Linked DNA regions of Mus musculus: all the other regions are linked to region 2. Evidence: chromatin contacts called from ENCODE Hi-C or POLR2A ChIA-PET data. All regions are on one chromosome and are shown on one strand. Each heading gives the region's core, a stretch centred on a gene start or an enhancer-like site at or near the end of the contact. The rest is flanking DNA. Distances are from core to core; before and after follow the strand shown. Region 1 holds the start of Kcne3 (potassium voltage-gated channel, Isk-related subfamily, gene 3). Region 2 holds the start of Pold3 (polymerase (DNA-directed), delta 3, accessory subunit). Region 3 holds the start of Lipt2 (lipoyl(octanoyl) transferase 2 (putative)).

Region 1 (2,700 bases), core at 181-2,680, 57 kb after region 2:
AGTGCTGAGCAGGCAGAGGTAGGCAGAGCTCTGGGAGTTTGAGGCTAGCTGGGTCTACAGAGTGAGTTTCAGAACAGCCAGGGCTATACAGAGAAACCCTGTCTCAAAAATCACATAAACAAACAAAGAAAAAAAGAAAAGAGAAACGAGATTCCCAGTCTCCCAATGGTGCTTAAGACTGGCCTTGAGGGCACCTGGCATGTAAGCGGTGCACAGACATCTACAGAGGCAAAACTCTGAATGCTGATTTCTGGGCCCCACTCTGGGTCTTTTGAATCCAAACCTCCCAGGAGGAGCCCACCGCCCTCGGTGTGCAGACTGGAGCAGCGCATACTGGGGTAATCGGGATGACGGCTCTCAGAGGTGGTGTCCAGCTTAGGGAGGAACGGCTGGATAGAAACCTGCCACACAGAAACAACACAACAAGGATGTGTTCTGAAGGAGATTAGCAATTATGCACAAAAAGCCCACCACGTGGCAATCTTGTTTTTCCCTAAGCACGTATTAGGTAATCATATCCTAATATTCTGTGATGGAAATTACTCACCTTGGAAATACTGCAGTAGATCTTTGCGAGAATTGTGAGGGAGCTCATCTGAGTGTGTTCGTTGTGTGACCTCCGCTAGTGAAGAGAGCTTGGATAAGTGGTTGCTACAGAGTCCCTGAGAGGCAGATCCCTATTTCTGTCATCAACAGGAAAATGACACTTATCAGCGTCTCTTCTATATCAACAGAAACAATTTTTAATATCATCAGAAACAATTTGGATGTGGACCCAGTGGCTGGAAAACAAGTGTTCTGGGACAGACACCAGTTAAGAAGTGAGTGGATACAAGTTGAGACCGGGCATGTGACACAGACTACTGAGGGGGGAGATGCCTGCTAGAGTACGTGGATTCTGAGACCAAGCTCTGACCGAGCTCTGCGCTGACTTGCTTGCTGAGTGTAGAATCACCTCCCCAATTTGGGCGTCTGCAAACTGAAAACAGGGTATGTCTTAGAATCAGATGTTTTCTTTGGCTATTCCGGTTTTAGTATTTTGGATTCTGAAAACACTTCTAATCTTACCGTAACCCTGTGAAGAGCGAGTGCAGGAATGGTGGTACCCATAGACAGGAAACCAAGGCCCCAGAGAGGAGCTGCCCAGTGCCACACAGCTACACAGGTACCAAGCCCGACTCCACCAAAACCTAGCGCTTGGTCTGGGTGTTTGGAAATCAGCTTTTCGCTAGGTTGGCTGAGACTTAAAGGAGACACAGACGAGAAAAATTCTGTCTGGGATCCAGGAAGCAGGTGGTTCCCCGCAACCGCACCCGGTTAAGGCTAAGGAGCTGGGCGGAGGCGCCCCAAGACAGCCAACGCTGAAGCTGGAGTGCTAAGGCAGGGCGGGGCCAGAGGAGGGACACCCTGGGAAGGAAAAGGGAGCCAGAGCCAGTAGGCGTGCAGAGATCTGAGAGCACTGAGCGCATCTGGGCATTATTGCAGTGTTCACCGGAGACAGATCGTAGAGGCGGGTAAGGCGCTACAGGGTTGGAAAAGCTATCCATAGTCCGGGCAAGACGTGCAGGGTTTCGGTGTTTTCCTTCAGAGGGGGGACCCGACGTGGGGTGCTGCTAAAACACAGAGTGGATCTTCCTTAGTGAGAAAAGCAGGTATTCCCAGGAACTATAGGGATTAGAGAGTTTCGCTGCGCATGGAAAGTCGTGTGTGGTCCGAAGGCGCTCTCCCAGGCTTTCCTCCAGGCAGCAAAGGCTCCTCCTCTCCTACCGATAAGAGGACACTCACAGGTCTGCAGCGGGACACTCACGGAAATAACATTCCAGGAGTCAGTCTTGCTCTACCAAAGCTGCGGGCTCTGCAGAACTGCCCTACCCATTCTACTCCACTGTGACCAGCCCTCGGCGATCAGATCCTCCGAAATCCCGGGACGGGCTGAAGCATCTTCCGCTGTTAGTAGCAATTCTAGGTTGAAAGTCAGGAGTCTTGGGTTCTAGTTTTCAGGTAGTGTAAATTGATGCAGGTCAACCATGGCTTTGTGCCTTATGCTTTCTTAGGTCACCTCCTGTAAAATGGGTCTCCTGCTCCAGTTGCCCCCATGTAATCCAATTAGGGCAAAGGGGAATGTTTGGGAGGTGTCTCAGCCAGTGTGTTAGAGCCCCGGGAAGCAAAGTCCTAATCTCTGCCTCCTTCTCTTTATTAATTTGCATGGGAGGAAACTGAGGACCCAGGATAATCTTATCACCAGGGACCATATTGAATTAGAACCAGTGTTTCCTCACTCCTAGCCCAGGACTCTTATTTCACGTACAGATATCGAATAAACTCATTCTCTCTGGCTCCAGCCACTCTGTAAATTGCAAATGGAGGGGTGCGATAACTGGAGGCATTAAAAACTGCCTTTAAAGTCTGTTGACTCCCGGAAGATGAAAACCGACTAGCAACTTTCTTCAGTTCAAATTCCTCAGGGCATGTTTTCTATCTGTAACGCAGGGGAGCTTGAAGTACCTTCTAAGAGGGAGGCAGGCAAGACCAAGAACCTCCATCCTATGCTTGGCTACACAGACTGGCCAAGTAGGGGCAGGGAAGGCACTTGTAAATGGCAAGGACCTGCAGGATTCATCAGAAAGGGTGGGACACAAAGGAGGTGGGCGACCCTTGGTGGCTGTGGGCTGTGAGAGGGCACAGCAGAAGGTAGGCACT
Region 2 (2,700 bases), core at 73-2,572:
GGGTTTGATTTGTTGGATTCGTACGGTGGAATGAGAGAACTGGTCCTCTGACATCCATAATTGTGACATAGCACAATTATGTGTGTGTGTGTGTGTGTGCGCGCGCGCACGCGCATGACACTAAACATAATAAGAAAAGTCTTAAGAGTCTACAAAGCCAAGCCAAAGATTATTTAGCTCAAACTCCTTGTCTTACTTAAAAGCTCTCTGACCCTCTTGTCTTTAAGAAGCTACCTAAAACTATCCTAAAATTTATCTAAAACCTAGCATTACTTGAAAGCACATAACCCAGGAACTTCTCAGTAAATTTGCAACTATTCAAATGTTAAGAGGAACAGGTGGTGTGGGAATCAAAAAAAAAAAAAAAGAGAGAGAGAAAAATGGATAAATGTAGTATGGGGTAATTTCAAGAACTAGGGGCATCGAGCCTCCATCCTTCCCTGACCCGGTATGTCTGTTGTTTCTTCCAAAGCTAAACGATGCACTCCCAATAAGAGGACTAATAAAGATTGGTCAGAGGCAGAGTGGCAGACAGAGGCAGAGGGGAAAGAGACAGACCTGGGATTCAAGAATTTATCTATCCAGCCCTAATGGCCCTTGACGCGTTTATACACGTCATTTGACCCTTGGCTAAATCCCACTTCTAGGGATAACACAAAAGCCTGGAGGACCCGGGAGGTGTGAGTCGGTGTACCAAACTGTGTCCATGGGCTCACAGCAGCAAAGGTCCATCACACCCAAGTCTCTTCATTTTTACGCTAGCCCGAGGAGGTGGGTCAAGCTGCTTTCAATATTTAAATTTCCAGGAAGAGGAAACTGTCTCTGGTGGGTAAAGCACCAGGCAGTCGCCTATGAAAGTCGGCCAGTCTCAACTGTCTTGAGGGGCCACCACCCGACAGAGCAGGGAAAGGAAGCCTCACGAACCCCGCTGGCTTCCCAGGCTCCACGCCCCCGGACCTCACAATCCCGCCCAAGGCCCCGGGGCTTGGGCGCGCGCCAGAAGCTCTGCCCGCAGGGCGTGTCTCCCTACGCGGGTTTCGCGGTGACCAGTGGCCACCTCAGCCGGTCCCCGAGAAGCCACAGGCACCGGGGGTCGCGACCCCTCGCCGACCGGGCAGGCCCAGTCCCCCGCACACCCGCCTCGCACGGCCCCGCCTTCCCCACCCCCGTGGTCCTAGCTCCTCACGATCTTGTTCTGGTCCGTGACGAACTCGTCTATGTTTTCTAGATACAGCTGTTCCGCCATGGTGGTGCGGCTTCGAGCCCCGCGCTCAACCCGCCCCAGCCGTAGCTCCCGCCGGCGGGAAACAGCTTCGCTCACTCTCGGGTCACAGGTCGTCTCCCAGGGCAACCAAGGCGCCGCGCTACGGCGGCGGGTGAGGGCCAAACTAGTGAGAGGCCAGCCAGGGCTGATGTAGGGGGAAGTTGGAGCGAGACCGACCGGAAGTGAGGCGCGAGCCCGTGGTTGTCGGTGTGCACCTGAGAACGTTGCGATTTCTCTGCTACCACAAGTAGACTGACTCATAACCTTATATTTCACCGCTGGGGGCGGGGGAGTGCTGTGGCCAAGAGTACACATGGAGCCTACATTGTAAAGGAGAGGGAGGAGGGGGAAGAGGGGGAGGAGGGGTGGCTTAAAAGAGTTGGTGTCAGGCGTGGTGGTGCAAAAGCAAGCAGATCTTTGTGAGCTGAAGACCACCCTGTTCTACCCATGGAGCTCCAACCTAGCCAGAGCTACCAAGTAAGAGTCACTAGATTAGGGACATGATCTTTGGGTCAACCAGGAGTTTCCCGGAAGATGTGAAAAGACTGGGGAAAAGAGCAGACGAGAAATCAAATCATTCTATTTGGCTGGAGTTATAAGTGAGACGATACACATAAAACCTTCAAGCTGTGCTCACCACGATCACACTAATAATAGCTGGTAACTGTGTTGTTACACGACAAACATATTGAGCAAGTGCTTTGAAAATGAAATTTCATTTAGTCTCATAGAAACCCAGCAAATGCATTGTGTGGTTTTCATAGAGAATCATAACAGATGCCTGTAAATAAACCCAAGATCATGTCAAAGAGATTACAGTTGTGTCTACAAATACACTGAAAGGTTTTAGGGTCAAAAACAAATCAGAGAAGAGTATCCCTTGGAATTTTCCCTCCCACGAATTAAGAGATGAAGAAAGTCTTTTAGTTTCATGTATATTCCCCAGATATATCACAATTACTTACTTACTGAGTAACTAGCATGTGGTGGGCATCTCTAGCAGTGACCCTAATCCTCAAGTAGTCTTGTTAGATTTTATTATCCCTTTATACACACACACACATACAAAAGATGAGGTCCCATCATTTCAAACCACCTTCATGTTGTTCATGGGAAGAGTGACTAGGAAACAACTGCAAGGACTTTGAGACAGGGTTTGTGTAAACAAAAACTATTTTAAGTATGATCTTGGGGCCAATGAGATAGCTCAGTGGGTAAAGTGCTTGCAGCACAGACCTGATGACCTGAGTTCAGTCCCAGGGAGCCACATAAAGATGGCAGGAGAGAACTGATTCCTTGGAGTCATCCTTTGGTCTCCACACACCATGGTACATGCAGGCCCATGTATATGCACAAAATAATTAATAAATAAAAATTCAAACTTACTGTATTCATAATGTCAGAACACCCACGTGTAATAGACTCTCAGCAAATGA
Region 3 (2,807 bases), core at 250-2,749, 38 kb after region 2:
ATTTTTTAAACCACATCCCCATGTTGATGACTCACAATAACTTTTGTCATCCGCTCTGAAACCTGCTATTATATATGTTTGCCCATGCCAGTCTGTCCGCCTTATTAATTCTTGGCATTGAGCCTCACTCTGGTTGGTATTCTGTTCTTCCTCTTTCTGCTTCCTGGCCCACCCACACTCAGTGTTACTGGAGCTATTAACAGTCAAAGTCCATCCCAGCACGTAGGAGGCAGAGGCAGGAGGATCTTCTGTGATGGAGGAGGGAGGGGAGAACCTGCATGGCAGAGGTGGAGGGGTTCAGAGAGTGAGAAAGTCCACAGTGCAACGATGTAGGCTCAGGCTTTAGGCCGATATCTGAAAAGGAAATAAAGAAAAGGGGAAAAAATTAGTGGTCAGTGCAGATCTGAGATTATGTCCCAGGTTAGAATACCACACCAGAGACACACAGTGTGGTTAGAAACAGGGGCTGGTTATTAAAAAAAGAAAAACACTCCCAAGAATGGGCGTGAGCTAGTGGGCTAAGTAAAAGCCTTGGGGACTGAGGGCTCAGGACCCTTTATAAGACTTTGATAAGACATCTACCTCTCCAAATTGTAGTTCTGGGGACTTTTCTGGCACATTCTCTGTTGTATAAAGCTCAGGTCAGGAAGGGTTTCTGGGCCAATTAATCACAATTAATCTTGATATTCTGGCTTCCCGTCCCCTGTCCTTCCCTCGGCTTCTGGGACTGGGTTGTATGATGACTCAAGCTGGAGCTCCCTTCAGAGATCAGGGCTTCATAATGGAAGCAACTCCTACAAAGGTAACGGTGCCTTCCCAGGAGTAGCTTGTTTTTGTGACCCATCTATGTAGGATGTCCCATTTGCTTTAATCTAGAATAATTCTAATGGGTCAGGCCAGACTCGGAGCATTCCTGGGGGATAGCTAAGGAAAGAATCTAATGCAACTATTTCTCTGCTCAACTACAGCTTCTGCCTAATCCTGTTTCTTTCAAGTCTTATATATCTTGAAGTACCTGCTACGTCCCACACCGATCCACAATAAACCTCTTTGCACACTAGTCTCCCTTTCAGTTTTCGAGGAACTCAACATATTACTGAATTCTGTTTTTCTTTCCATCATTGAGGAAAATACGTAATAAATAAATTAATTAAATTAAAAAAAAGAATTTACATGGTGAAACAGAAAGACAATTTCTGAATATTGTCAAAAAAAAAAACTTTAATATTAGCTTGTCAGCTGTGAACACCTAAGCTTCCAGGGTTGGATCTTCGTTTCTCAAATACTCTACACTGCACGGTCCAAGTTCCTGCAGAACACAGAACATACTAAAAAATGATTATTGGAATGAATGGGTGGTTAAGACCAATCCTGCCTGGACTTCGGGTCACACAGGTAGGCGGGAACTGAAGCTCCACTCGGGCTGAAGCTCAGGGGCGTGGCCCAGAGTCCCCGCCCCGAGACCCGCCAGAAGGCGTGGCCCACGCACGCCGCCTCCCGCGCGATGTCGCTGCCTGTGGTCCGGCTCGTTTGGCTTGGTCGGGTGCACTACTCGGAGCTGCTGGCGTTGCAGGAGCATTGGCTACGGCGGCTACAGGCAGACCCTCGCCCTGGGACCCTGTCGGGGACCAAAGCGGGTGTGCTCTTGGTCTGCGAGCCAGCGGGGCCCGTATACACGGGCGGGCTACGCGGTGGCCTGACACCCGAGGAGACTACGCGGCTGAGGGCCTTGGGCGCCGAGGTGCGCGCCACCGGCCGCGGCGGCCTGGCCACTTTCCACGGCCCGGGCCAGTTGCTCTGCCACCCGGTGCTTGACTTGCGGCTCCTAGGCCTGCGCCTGCGCACCCACGTGGCGGCGCTGGAGGCGTGCGCCGTGCGACTGTGCGAACTTCGGGGCCTGCAGGGCGCCCGCGCGCGGCCGCCGCCCTACACTGGCGTCTGGCTGGGGGAGCGCAAGATCTGCGCGATCGGTGAGCGCGCCGGGGCGGGACCGGGGCGGAGCCTGGGCAGGGCTAACATCGGGGAGCGCTGGGCTGGACATGAACTCTGGGCATGAGCCACTGACCTCCCTCATGGAGCTGAGACAAAAGAGTCCTCTAGTTCAGTATGAATTGCCAGGTTTCTTCCTGTGACTCATAACGGGAGACAGGATGCCAAAATTTAAAACTTCCAATGCAAACGCAATTCTTGTGTTAAACGAATCTCGAAAATAAGGGCAGCTGATGTGTAACCACAGCCCCCACCGCCATTGACTTAGCCCCCAGATCCAGTCAGTGTTCCATCCAAGTTTCAAGGGATTGTGCCCAGGCCTCCTTACCTTTCAGCCCCAGAGGGATCCTGAGGCTCCCAAAGAAGGGAAGTATAACTATGCTAAGATATTTTGGCTTGTCTTGCAGGAGTCCGCTGTGGAAGACACATCACGTCCCACGGCTTGGCTCTGAACTGTTCAACCGACCTCACATGGTTTGAGCACATTGTGCCTTGTGGACTGGTTGGAACTGGAGTCACTTCCCTGAGTGAGGCGCTTCAAAGACTTGTCACTGTGGATGAAGTAATGCCATCATTCCTTGTGGCATTCAAGGAGACTTTCAAGTGCACGTTAATCTCTGAGGACAGCCCCAGCTGAAGGACATTCATTCACCTTATCCTTGGGATGATGGTTCTACAATAGAAAGCTTCTAGTCTGACTGAGTCCCCAGAACTACTCTGATTCACTGACCATGACAGGCCCTGAGCAATTGCTAGTCTGACTGAGTCCCCAGAACTACTCTGATTCACTGACCATGACAGGCCCTGAGCAATTGCTC

The links. A loop is a pair of places that touch in the nucleus more often than their neighbours do. ChIA-PET counts read pairs that join two places held with the same protein, here RNA polymerase II (POLR2A).
Region 1: a map of gastrocnemius shows a loop between it and region 2 (2.4-fold over the local background). The contact joins the promoter of Kcne3 here to the promoter of Pold3 in region 2. A Hi-C loop is called at or near these places in 18 of 37 maps with a recorded cell type or tissue (Patski, T-helper 17 cell, adrenal gland and 5 more). POLR2A ChIA-PET finds 5 or more read pairs at or near these places in 3 of 5 experiments (Patski and embryonic stem cell).
Region 3: a map of left cerebral cortex shows a loop between it and region 2 (5-fold over the local background). The contact joins the promoter of Lipt2 here to the promoter of Pold3 in region 2. A Hi-C loop is called at or near these places in 8 of 37 maps with a recorded cell type or tissue (gastrocnemius, heart and left cerebral cortex). POLR2A ChIA-PET finds 5 or more read pairs at or near these places in 4 of 5 experiments (Patski and embryonic stem cell).

The regions. Positions count from the first base shown.
Region 1 is chr7:100,177,253-100,179,952 of GRCm38, forward strand. It overlaps Kcne3 (potassium voltage-gated channel, Isk-related subfamily, gene 3), which reads left to right and starts at 1,431. Exons shown (of 4, transcript NM_001360467.1): 1 at 1,431-1,514. Gm51453 (a long non-coding RNA gene) reads right to left here and starts at 1,439. Exons shown (of 3, transcript XR_003946660.1): 1 at 1,069-1,439; 2 at 548-979; 3 at 132-401.
Region 2 is chr7:100,120,178-100,122,877 of GRCm38, forward strand. It overlaps Pold3 (polymerase (DNA-directed), delta 3, accessory subunit), which reads right to left and starts at 1,323. Exons shown (of 12, transcript NM_133692.2): 1 at 1,187-1,323. The coding sequence starts at 1,246.
Region 3 is chr7:100,157,778-100,160,584 of GRCm38, forward strand. Lipt2 (lipoyl(octanoyl) transferase 2 (putative)) reads left to right here and starts at 1,500. Exons shown (of 2, transcript NM_026010.2): 1 at 1,500-1,970; 2 at 2,397-2,807. The coding sequence starts at 1,505. The coding sequence ends at 2,626. It overlaps Gm51452 (a long non-coding RNA gene), which reads right to left and starts at 2,399. Exons shown (of 2, transcript XR_003946658.1): 1 at 2,318-2,399; 2 at 1-354.